3 separate regions of the Homo sapiens genome follow, and regions 2 and 3 are each linked to region 1. A link is an interaction called in ENCODE POLR2A ChIA-PET data of the cell type or tissue named here. Cell type or tissue: MCF 10A. All regions are shown on one strand.

Evidence for each region. ChIA-PET counts read pairs that join two places held together with the same protein. Peaks named below come from ENCODE experiments on the same cell type or tissue, not always from the same donor. Only the 100,000 strongest peaks of a DNase experiment are listed, where the experiment ranks them.
Region 2: POLR2A ChIA-PET joins it to region 1 with 5 read pairs; 6 of 35 experiments call an interaction of 5 or more read pairs at or near these places.
Region 3: POLR2A ChIA-PET joins it to region 1 with 5 read pairs; 8 of 35 experiments call an interaction of 5 or more read pairs at or near these places.

The regions. Positions count from the first base shown.
Region 1 is chr15:89,956,042-89,960,041 of GRCh38, forward strand. No RefSeq gene overlaps it. Among named protein-coding and RNA genes, the nearest start is that of ZNF710, 43 kb to the right of the region's middle. In MCF 10A, no CTCF peak of the experiment used is centred here; a DNase peak (open chromatin) is centred at 2,250.
Region 2 is chr15:90,013,832-90,017,831 of GRCh38, forward strand. All of the region lies in intron 1 of ZNF710 (zinc finger protein 710), which reads left to right. Among named protein-coding and RNA genes, the nearest start is that of MIR3174, 9.1 kb to the left of the region's middle. In MCF 10A, no CTCF peak of the experiment used is centred here; a DNase peak (open chromatin) is centred at 2,090.
Region 3 is chr15:90,060,668-90,064,667 of GRCh38, forward strand. All of the region lies in intron 1 of ZNF710 (zinc finger protein 710), which reads left to right. Among named protein-coding and RNA genes, the nearest start is that of ZNF710-AS1, 20 kb to the right of the region's middle. RefSeq lists a silencer at 3,223-3,282. In MCF 10A, no CTCF peak of the experiment used is centred here; DNase peaks (open chromatin) are centred at 1,514 and 1,924.

The sequences.
Region 1 (4,000 bases):
GTCTCGATCTCTTGACCTTGTGATCCACCTGCCTCGGCCTCCCAAAGTGCTGGGATTACAGGTGGGAGCCACCGCGCCCAGACCAGAACAGACTATTTTTCAATAAACTCACTGCACATGTGTGAATGCTGGGTTGCAAGAACGGTATTGAGGCTACCAAGTAGAAATCCACACAGCCACCTTGGATTTTGTTTATTAGGCATCAGGCTAACAAGTCATTAGGTCATTTGGGAAGGGGAAAAAAAAGTTTAAAATTGGGGGGGGGGCATCTTTTTAAACAAGAAGTATTTTGCCTATGCATGAAAAATAAGATAAAACCACAATGAGACATCATCAGAATGGCTAAAATTAAAATTCTTGACAATATCAAGAATTAACAACCAGAATTCTCTTACACAGGTGGTAGAAGGATGCAATCATTTTAGAAAACTATTTTTGGTATCTATGAAAACTGAACATAGGCAAACCTTATAACCTGGCTATTCCACTCCCAGGTACACAACCAATAGAAGGATTTACATATATACACCAAGAGATATAGACAAAGCCAGGTGTGGTGGCTCACACCTGTAATCCTAGCACTTTGGGAGGCCAAGGTGGGAGAATTGCTTAAGCCCAGGAGTTCAAGACCAGCCTGGGCAACATGGTGAGACCCCCCATCTCTACAAAAAATATATATAAATTAGCCAGGTGTGGTGGCACACACCTGTAGTCCTAGCTACTTGAGAGGCTGAGGTGGGAGGATCACTTGAGCCTGGGAGGTCGAGGCTGCAGTGAGCCACAAGCATGCTACTGCACTCCAGCCTCGATGACAGAGTGAGACCCTGTCTCAAAAAAAAAAAAAAAGAAAAGAAAAGAAAAAGAGAGAGAGAGAGCACAGAGCACAGAGGATGGGCTTCCAGGATGCTGACAATGTTGTACTTCTCGACTTGAGTAGTGGTTACATGGGTGTTCGCTTTGTGATAAATCATTGAGCTAAATGTGTTTATTTCGTGTACTTTTCTGTATGCATGTTATATCTTACAATTAAGAAGTTTTAAAAAGAAGACTATTTACTGGCAAGGAAGCATATTCCTGAAGTATTATGAAATGAAAAAAGTTTACAAAACCATTTATATGGTGTGATCTCAATTTTACTCTATGAATGTACATATTTATACACATTTATATAAATTAAATGATCTGGAGTGATAAACATCCAGGTAAAATGGTAGTAATCCCTGGGTGCAAGCACAAGTGTTTTTGTTTGTTTGTTTTTTAGTGTCTATATATTTCTGATCTTTCTGTAATAAGCCTTTATTGCTTTTCTAATAAGAAATAAAGTCATTTTGTAGTATCGACCCAGGAATAAGCCAACAGATCGATAGAACAGAATAGAAAACTGAGAAAGAGATTCAGTAGATGTAAGAATTTGATGTGTGATAAAGGGGGGATTTTGAATCAATGGAGAAAAGATGGGTAGTTCGATACATTTTGTTAGTTCAATTGGCTAACCATTTGGAAGAGAAAGTTGAGCTCCATCTCATACCAGATGCTAAGAAAAGCCCCTACATTCCTTAAAAGCAAACAAAAAACTTGTATGTATTTTAAGTAAAAACATGAAAGTTTTAAAAGAAAATATAAGCAAATAGTTCCATAATCTTGGAGTGGAGAAGGCCTTTCTAAGCCTAGTAACAAAGTTGGCAGGCACAAAGTAACAGATTTGACAATATAAAAATATAAATATATGTGCATGCAAAAAGTTTACAATAATAACTGTTGTGAAATACCTAGGATAAATTTAACAAAAACCGTGGCCTGCCTATATGACAAAAACGATACAACTTTACTGAAGGACATAAAAGAAGATAAATAGAGAGAGCTTTGTCGAGGGTAGGAGGGCTGATTCCCAGCAGCTTTGCTAATATTTTTTAAAGGGCAGGGAAGGGAACTTAAATATTCATGAGTAAGTTAACCCTTCCGACTGAGCGACGTGCAGTAATTTGAAGGAACGCATTACTGGTGCACACTCTTCTACCTGTCCGGAGGGCCTCTCTGCCCCTTCCTCCCACATGCTCTAAGCTTGGAGGAGGAGTTGCTAAGTGTTAATTGGGTCCTGTTTGGCAGCGGATGGGGTCACTGTGTTGAACATACCTCATGCCCGATGCTCCCTAGGCTGCCCCGCCCTGTTCGCCCTGTTTGCCCTGTTGGCCCTGTTGTTCCAGCAGCTCCCAGGCTGCCTTGGGGCAAGCCTGGCCTTGCCTCACCTGCCTTCACACTGGGAACTGCTGATCAGCTGCAAGTTCCCTTACCATGGGGCTGGCCAGATTCCCAGGCTTAGCCCAGGCTCGGTGCTCCAATCCAGCTTCTATCCTATCCCGGTGTCCGGAGGGGAGGCCGTGTTAGACATGGCCAGGCCTGCAAGCTCAGACTGCCCACGGCCTCCTGACCCAGAAGAAAAATGAAAATGCATATACTCATTGTCGCAGCGCGACTGCAACAGGCAATACCCAGTCATCACTTTATAGTAAAAGACACTACAAGCCCGGCGTGGTGGCTCACACCTGTAAACTCAGCACTATGGGAGGCCAAGGTGGGAGGACAGCTTGAGGCCAGGAGTTCAAGACCAGCCTGGGCAACATAGCAAGACCCCATTTCTACAAAAAAATACAATAATTAACCAGCCATGGTGGCACATTCCTGTAGTCCCAGCTGCTTGGGAGGTTGAGGTGGGACGATCGCTTGAGCTCCCGTGGTCGAGGCTGTAGTGAGCTGTGATTGCACCTTTGCCCTTCAGCTTAGGCGACAGAGCAAGACCCTGTCTCAAACAACCACAATAACAACAAAAACGCAAAGAACAGATTTTAAACTGCCTAGGTTCAAATCCAGGTTCCATGTTTGCTAGTTAGCTGTGTGATCTTTTTTCTTTTCAACTTTTTTTAATTTTTAATTTTTGAGACAGGACCTCCTTTATGTTGTCCGGGAAGGAGCACGGTAGCTATGCATAGATGCAGTCATAGCACACTACAACCTCAATCTCCTGGCCTCAAGTGATCCTCCCAGCTCAGCCTCTTGAGTAGCTGGGACTACAGAACACAGCTCTGACAAGTCATGTAACTACTCTGTGTTTCCATTTTCTCCTCTGTTAGATACTATTATACTAAAACACTATTATGAAAGTATCTGCCTTCCAGAGCTCTTATGAGTATGTCCTAAAGCATACTTAGAACTGTGCCTGGCACATAACTATGTAAGTTAGTTGTTATCAAAGAGTCTCAGAAAACCCCTTCCCAGGCAGAGTTCCACCCCATGGACTGGCAGGCTGCCCTAGCACTTCTACCGAGAACCAGGAAACTGGAGAAACTGCCTGTGTGTGTGTGTGTGTGTGTGTGTGTGTGTGTGTGACAAGGTCTTGCTCTGTGGCCCAGGCTGCAGGCTGGCATGCAGTAGTGTGGTGCAATCTAGGCTCACTGCAACCTCCGCTGCGCCCCAGACTCAGGTGAGCCTCCTGCCTCAGCCTCCTGAGTAACTGCGACAATAGGCCCTCCACCACCACACCTGGCAAATTTTTCTATTTTTAGTAGAGAAGGGATTTCTCCATGTTGCCCAGACTGGTCTCAAACTCCATCTGCCTGCCTCAGCCTCCCAAAGTGCTGGGATTACAGGCGTGAGCCACCGCATCCGGCCTGAAGAAACCACTTTCTAACACGCCAGTCTCCCGGCCTCCTGTGCACTAAGTGCAGTCAAATGGAACCAAAATGAGATGGAAGTGTCAGGAGGGGGCACATTTTGTGCTGGTTCTCAAATCCAGGCCTCTCTGGTGTGAGGCATTTGCTCAGCTAATAATGAAATGAATTGTGCTTTGATCCTCATCTGACTGCTGATCCACGTACATGGGCTCCTGTGGGAACCTTTCTGGAGATTGGCAAGGGCAGCCTTCCAAGGTTGCCTGGCTCAGGGCAAAAGCCTCAACACAGCAGTGGTCCCTTCAAAACCCCACCTCCACCCCACACAGGGCCAA
Region 2 (4,000 bases), 58 kb after region 1:
AAAATTATCTGGTCTTTCCACATTCACAGCGTTCACAGGCCACTGTTGCATTACCTATTAGTCTGTGAGTGTACACGTTCGGACCCCACACTGGATTCTGAGCTTTTTGAAAGCCCAGAGCTGTATCATTTATTTCTGGAGCCCCAGTTCCTGGCTCACTGTTGTGCAGAGTAGTTGTTTCATAGATATTTATTGATCAAATAGAATTTATGGCAAAACCAGTACTTCTCTTCTTTTTGAATAGTAATAAAAAAAAAAAAAATCACAAGCCCAAGCACCCCCGGTCTTGGACAAAGCCAGTTTACCTCTTTGGATCTCAGTATCCTTAGCTGTAAAATGAAAGGATGCTCTGAGGTCTCTACTTGTTCTAAGACACTGACATCCGATGCAGCTGTGTGGCTGTCAGTCACAGTACCATGGATCAACTCTTGACTCACAAATTGAATGAAGGGATGGGAGGGCTGTGGTAAGAAAGAGTGTAATTCTGAGGTAACTGGGCATGAGTTGGAAGAGAGGAAGGAGAAGGGACTTCAAGATGGGTTAATATAAAATAAAGATGGCAGAACCAGGCATGATGGTGTGTTCCTGTAATCCCAGCTACACTAGAGGCTGAGGTGGGAGGATCAGTTGTACCCGGGAGTTTGAATCCAGTCTGGGAAACATAGTGAGACCCTATCTCTTAAAAAAAAAAAAAAAAAAAGATGGCATTTAAAAAATTATGACCTGGTTTAACTAGATGGCCATCTAAAAAACGAACACATTAAAACAAAATAAATTTCAGTTGGGTTAAAGATGGTAAATATTTTTAAAAATGAACTTGGAGAAAGTACTTTCTAAGAATGACTTAAAACCCAGAAGTCATAAGAGAAAAAATTAATATATTTGACCCTATGCAAGTAAAGAATTTCTTCTTGGCAGAATCCATCATAAAATCAAAGGAGTCTCCCAGTTCTCAAAATTGGGAAAGCATTTTTGCAACATATATCATGGAGCTCATTTCCATTTCCTTAATATCTAAAGAGTTCCTACAAGTCATTAAGAAAAAGACCATCAACTGAATTTTTTTTTTTTTTTTTTTGAGATGGAGTTTTGCTCTTGTTGCCCAGGCTGAAGTACAATGGCGCGATCTTGCCTCACCGCAGCCTCTGTCTTCCAGGTTCAAGCGATTCTCCTGCCTCAGCCTCCTGAGTAGCTGGGATTACAGGCATGCACCACTACCCCAGCTAATTTTGTACTTTTAGTAGAGATGGGGTTTCTCCATGTTGGTCAAGCTGGTCTTGAACTCTTGACCTCAGGTGATCCACCCGCCTCAGCCTCCCAAAGTGCTGGGATTACAGGCATGAGCCACTGCGCCTGGCCCATCAACCAAATTTTTAAAGCAGGCTAAAAACACAGACAGTTCACAGAAAAGGTTCTGAACCATATGAGAATGTGAGAGCCCACTAGCAATAAGAGAAACACAAGTTTTCTGTGGAGATGTGTTGGTGGGGAACAGATACTCTCATAGTTGTTGATAGAGGTGTAAATCAGTACAACTTTTATGGAGGAAATTCTGGCAATAGTTATTAAAATTAAAAGTGCACGGGCAATTTCTCTTTTGGAAATTTCTCTTAACAGATAAATTGTACATGTGTGAAATGATGCATTTTTCAAGATAGTTAATTGCATCATTGCTTGTAAAAGGAAAAGAGAAAGGAAACAGCCAGAATGTCCGTCACTAGAGAACTGGTAAATAAATTATCCAGCCACCATACAATGCAATTCTTTTTTTTTTTTTTTTTGAGACGGGGTCTTGCTCTTGTCATCCAGGCTGGAGTGCAATGGCGCAGTCACAGCCCGCTGCAGCCTCGACCTCCCAGGCTTAAGCGATCCTCCCACCTCAGCTTCCCAAGTATCTGGGAACACAGGCGCATGCCCGTAAATACTGAGAAAACCCACCCAGCTAATTTTTAAATTTTTTGTAGAGACAAGGTCTCACTATATTGCCCAGGCTGGTCTCGAACTCCTGGACTCAAGCAATCCCCCCTTCAGCCTCCCAAAGTGTTGGGATTACAGGCGTGAGTCACCGCGCCCAATGCCATACGATGCAATTCTGTGCAGTTGTAATAAAGAATGGACACGCCCTATGTACCAATGTACACTATGTACCAACTAAGACATTTTAAGTGAGAGAGAGGGATAGAATGCCTGCTTATGCAGTAGCTCCGCAAGGATATCTAGGAGGCTGGTAACAGTGGTTTCCCACAGTCGGGGCTGACTTTTCATGGTGTATCTTTTTCTGTATTTTGAATCTTGTACCTTGTGCACATACTACCTAATAATTTTTTTTAAAGAAGGAAAAAAGGATGGGTAGAAAGAAAGGAGGGTAGGCGGAGGTGGGGAAGAAGTCTTTCACCTTTGCTCTGCATTTTCACATAGACGATTTCAGTTAATACTCTCCAGAAACTGGTGCAAGGTTATCATTTTTAGACCGAGAAACTGAAGCTCAGAAGTCTGAAATGACTTGCCCAAGTTCATGGAGAGAGTTAGCCTTGGAACCTGGCATTGAATTCAGTCCTGACTCCAGAGCCATTGGACTCATCTCTGTCAGTTTTCTTTTCTTGCTTTCTTATATTTATTTTATTTTTTTGAGACAGGTCTCACTCTGTCACCCACGCTAGAATGCAGTGGTACGATCATAGCTCACTGCAGCCTCAAACTCCTGGGCTCAAGTGATCCTCCTGCCTCGGCCTCCCAAGTAGCTGGGACTACAGGCATGTACCATCATGCCTGGCTCATTTTTAAATTTTTTGTAGAGGTGGGGTCTGTGCTGGTCTCAAGCTAACGGCCTCAGTGATTCTTCCACCTTGGCTTCCCAAGGATTATAGGCGTGGGCCACTGTGCCTGGCCTCTTGTTTTTTTTAACCAACATTTCATTGGTCAAGGACAAATGGCCATACACCATAGCCTAGACCCATCTCTGCAAAGGGAGTGACTGTAAAGAAACTTCCACTCCTGCCTCTGCAGCTGGCTTGTGCCTACGGGGCAAAAGCTCAGGCAGTAGGTGGTAAAGGCAAGCCCAGAGCCCAGCCAGCCACATCAGACACTTCGAGGAGGATTACGGATTGGCTCTGCAGTCCTGCCTTTGAAGTTCCCAGCTTTTATCAGAATGTCTGAACCTTAGCGTTATTTCAAGGGAGCTTTTCTTTCTGTCTGTAAACTGGCCTCAGGTAGGTGCCAGCTGCTGCCAGGTGCTGAGGGAGCATTTCCTGGCTCCCTAAGCTGGTGCATTCACTTTGTTTTATGGCAGGGAACTTTTTAGGGGTAAAGGCACTTGGTACTTGGAAGATTCTGGGAGAATAACTTTTTAAAAATATTTTTCTATTCAGAAGTGCCATTGGATAGCATGTCTTTAATTAAAGGGAGGGAGAGGTGCATTTTTATTATTTGTTTCCCAGAACCACCTGTGCTGTTTTTCAAAGTAGGGTATTGACTGCTTCCTCCTTGCTGATGAGAAATGCTGTATGGAGAACAAAGCTGAAAGTGTTGGCCATATATAATACAAGGCTGTAATTTACAGGCTATAGCTTCACCAGGGGAAGAATTTGATGTCTTTAAGAGATACAAAATCATCCAGCTCCGGCTGTCCTTGTGTGTGGTGCCATATTTATTTTCTAACTTGGAGTCATCATTCTTTAAGAAAGAAGCAGGGTCCTTTTGGGCTGAGGAATGCTCTCGGGGGTAGGAAGTTTTCGGGATCTGTGGGCCTGAGCTGGCATGTCCAACATCCTGTCACTATACTGCTTGGCATCTTGCAAGGGATGCATCCTAATGACCCATCCTGTCCACTTTTGTTTGGTTACTTGGTGAAGGTGGGAGTGTCTTGAACAGCATGGTGCTGTTCCCCTGGAAAGTTTATACTCATCAGTGCCCAGTTGTTTGCAGAATTCGAGAATGGATGGGAAGCACCCAGGAAACGGTTCCCAAATGGATGCATTTTGATATCTGAAATAGACTTTAA
Region 3 (4,000 bases), 100 kb after region 1:
ACATGGTGAACACCTTGTCTCTATTAAAAATATAAAAAATTAGCCGAGCATGGTGGTGGGCGCCTGTAATCCCAGCTACTTTGGAGGCTGAGGCAGGAGAATTGCTTGAACCCAGGAGGCAGAGGTTGCAGTGATCCAGTATTGCTCCACCGCACTCCAGACTGAGCAACAGAGCAAGACACTGTCTCAAAAAATAAATAAATAAATAAAAAGTCAGAGGTTCAGCTGCAGGGCTGGAGACTGCAGTCTCTGAGCAACCTGGTGATTCAAGGCCAAGATGAGGAGCCAACAGGCAAGCCTGCCTTCCAGGATAAGTTCGAGGCACTGCTGAGGCTGTGTCAGGGAGTATGGGCTCACTGGACCTTCAGGAAATAGTCATCAAATTACATTGATCACGGGTGGTTGGTGATGTCCCAAGCCTGGCCTGGCAGAAGCCCCAGACCTCTGTCTATTGGTTGTTTTTGTTTGTTTGCTTGCTTGCTTTTTCTTTATTTCTATACTTTTTTTTGTTTTGTTTTTTGAGACAGGGTTTCACGCCTGTCACCCAGGCTAGAGTGCAGTGGCGTGATCTCAGCTCACTGCAACCTTCGCCTCCTGGGCTCAAGCGATTCTCCTGCCTCAGCCTCCCAAATATCTGGGGCTACAGGCATGCCACCACACTTAGCTAATTTTTGCATTTTTTTTTGCAGAGATGAGAGCTCATCACGTTACCCAGGCTGGTCACAAACTCCTGAGCTCAAGTGATCCGCCTGCCTCAGCCTCCCAAAGTGCTGAGATTACTGGTGTGAGCCTCCGCGCCCGCCCTTCAGTTGGTGTTTGAGATCTCCCTGGTGGTGGGAACTAGTCAAAGAGTGTCCAGGTGGCCACAAGGTCCTGTTGGTTCTTCCTTCAAAATGGCTCCTGTCGTGCGAGACCAGGTTTTGGGTGTCTTCACCCACTCTCTGCCCTGAGATCTGTGTCCCAAGGGACACCAGCCACCCTGATCCCACCCGACCCTCCTCTGCTCCTAGAGTGATGGGGTCCCCATGAGAGGAAAGGAGCACTGTTGTGAGCAGTGTGGGATGAGAGGAGGTGCTGTCACAGCTTGGGGAAGGGACCCTGGTAACCAGCAGGTAGGTCAATAGTTCCCGTTCCAAGTAGGCTCTTGTGCCCATTTTACAGATCAGGAAATGGAGACAGGTGGAGGAGCCAGGCGACTTGCCCAGCCTTTACAGGACCCATGGGGCAAAGCCGTAGGTGAAGTCACAGTTAGAGATTCCAGAGCTCTGAGGAGACGGCGTCCCTGCTTGGGTGGGGAAGGTCCCCTGCTGGCCCCCAGACGATGAGTCTTTGTTCCCTCCCCAGGGGCTGGCCTGGCCCTCAGGCCTGGGAGGTGGAGGTGCCGAGCCCTGGGAAATAGGGCAGTCCTGGGCTTCCGGTGTCACTGCACGCCCCTCCCCCTCCCGCCTTTGTTTCTTGGCCTCCACAGCCTCATTCTCTCTCCCTCCCCCTCACTCAGGCTCCTCCTCTGCCCCCCCTTCCCTGTCTCTTCATTTCTTCTCTCCCTCTCCCTTTCTCTCTCTCTCTCTCTGATATGTCCTCCCTTCCCCCACTCCCAGCACAACTACAATCAGGCAGCTCATCTGTGTCTATTTCCCCGCCTTTCACATTGACTTTCTCCCCACCCTGGGGACCGAGGGCATCCTGGTGGGAGGCCACGCCACATCCCAGCCAGTGGTCGCCCCTCATCTTGCCAGCCTGGGGCAGTCTGAGCTCCCCTTTCTCCTGGACATGGGGGGAGCTTTTGTTCTGAGTCCTTAGCACAAGTGGTGGGAGAGGCCCTGCTCTAAGAAGGGAGGGGCCCCAGTGGGGCCCCAGGCGGATGACAGAGGGGCCTTGGGTTGGGTGGGGAGGCAGCCCTGGCACACAGGTGACGCACACCTGGCAGGCTCTCTTCCTGCCCTGGATGGCCCTGTGCCAGGACATAAACAGAAGGGTTTAGCCTGGGAGATGGAACAGAGCGGGTGAGGAGACACGAGGCACAATGCTGGCCCAGGAGGAGGGAGAACAGAGTGATACCGGGCCTCCCCACTCCTCATTTCCGTGTGCGATAGGCAGGCAGAACACACATGCGAAACGCAGGTAAATTAGATTCCCTCCTCAGCAGAGCCCCTTCTGCATACACACACGCGCGCACGCGCACACACACACAGCCTGCCTGGCCGCCCCAGTGAACAAGACAACATGGACACGGGGCCTGCCCCCATAAGCCTCACAAAGAGAGCATTACAGGGTGGTGTGTGTTCTACTCAGCCAAGTCTCCAGGCCAGTGTAAAAGAAAGCGTGGGGCCAACTGCCCAGGTGGGCAGTGGCTCAATGAAGACTTCTAGTAGAAGGAGAGACCCCAGTTCCCCCAGCCGGCTGGGGCCCTGGACCAGCCAGCCAGGAAGCAGCCCGAGCCTTCATGTTGCAGTTTGCCCAGGTCGTGCCTACGTGCCCCTGCTGGCCTGTGGTGACCCAGGACAGCTCCTGAGAACTGAGGAGCCAGGCTCGGGTGTGACCTCCGCGGGTGCATAGCTGCAGGAGCACAGATGGGACCCAGCTGTGGGGCCACACGGGCCTGGCTGCAGACCCAACTCCCCCTTCATTGATGGGGCACTTGGGAGTGTGTTATTCAAGCCTGGATTTCCTGGGGCGTGAGGTGGGGAGCGCACTACCCCACCCCTGCCCCCCGGGTTGTTCCTAGTATTAAATGGCTGACTGGGGACCTCGTGAGTGTCTGTAATGAGAAGCTGTAGGTCTTCCGTGGTGTTTGTCGTCAGTTGTTGGCAGCTCTCTGTGCCCCTGCCCTGCCCCCACTTAGGCACAAACCCTCAGGAACAAGGACTCTGGGTTAGTCCCTTTCTACAGCCAAGCACAGGCTCCTGACACAGACGCACCTTCTCAAGTCCAAACTACCTGTTCATATGGGAAGGGGTTTGCTTCAGGTGTCCTGGTGTGACTATAAGGAGTGGCCCCTTGTAGAAAGGGGCCCGGTGTGGACGGTCAGCTCCATGGTTACCCTTGCTGTAGGGAACCACACTTCAGCTCCCACAGGCAGTTCGCTGGCTGACGTTTTTGCCCTCTCCTCACCTCTAAAGCAGTGTTAACTGTTTCCTTATGCCCGCGCCCTTGAGGTTGGCGGGAGGGGGCTGATTCCTGGTATTAGGCTGCAGGGGAAAGGAGAGGGAAGGGAACTAACGACACTGACATCCTCATCTCACTGTCCCATGAGTCAGGAGCCTCTTCCCCCCCATAGAGATGAGAATCACCTGATGTCACACGGCTAGTAGACGGCAGAGCCTGGATTGAACTCAGCATCCAGGGCCAAGGGGGAAGCACTGGCTTGGCCATTGATGCTCAGTTCCTCCTTCTTGCTGGTCCTGCCTTTGGGGAAGTTTACAAAAACTGCTGAACACATCATTTGCCCAAACCCCACAACAGACAGGAGGGTTGCCGCTGGGTGCTGTGTCAGACGGACTGTCGCGACAGGAGGCAGCCATGCTCCTCAGCGTGCTCTGCAAAACTGACAGTGGCTGGAGGGCACTGGGGGTGGCTGTGGTGGGCCCCAAGGGGCAGGACCCCTGCCTCATTCACCTTGCTGTCTCCAGGCACAAGCCCTAACCCATAGCAGGGATTTAGCGGCTATTTATTGTACAAATGAATGAATGAGTTCTCTAGTGGTTGTCCTCAGAATCACTTAAGCTTTGCTGAATTTGGGGCCCAAGAATGGAAACATCTCTTGGCTCTGTGGCTTTTTTCAGAAAAGCCTTCTCCCAGAGATCTGGGCAGATAATAATGGTTCTTTTTTTCTTCCTTTGAGACAGAGTCTCACTGTGACACCCAGGCTGGAATGCAATGGTGCGATCTCTGCTCACTGCAACTTCCGCCTCCTGGGTTCAAGTGATTCTCCTGCCTCAGACTCCCAAGCAGCTGGGATTACAGGCACCCACCACCACGCCCGGCTAATTTTTGTATTTTT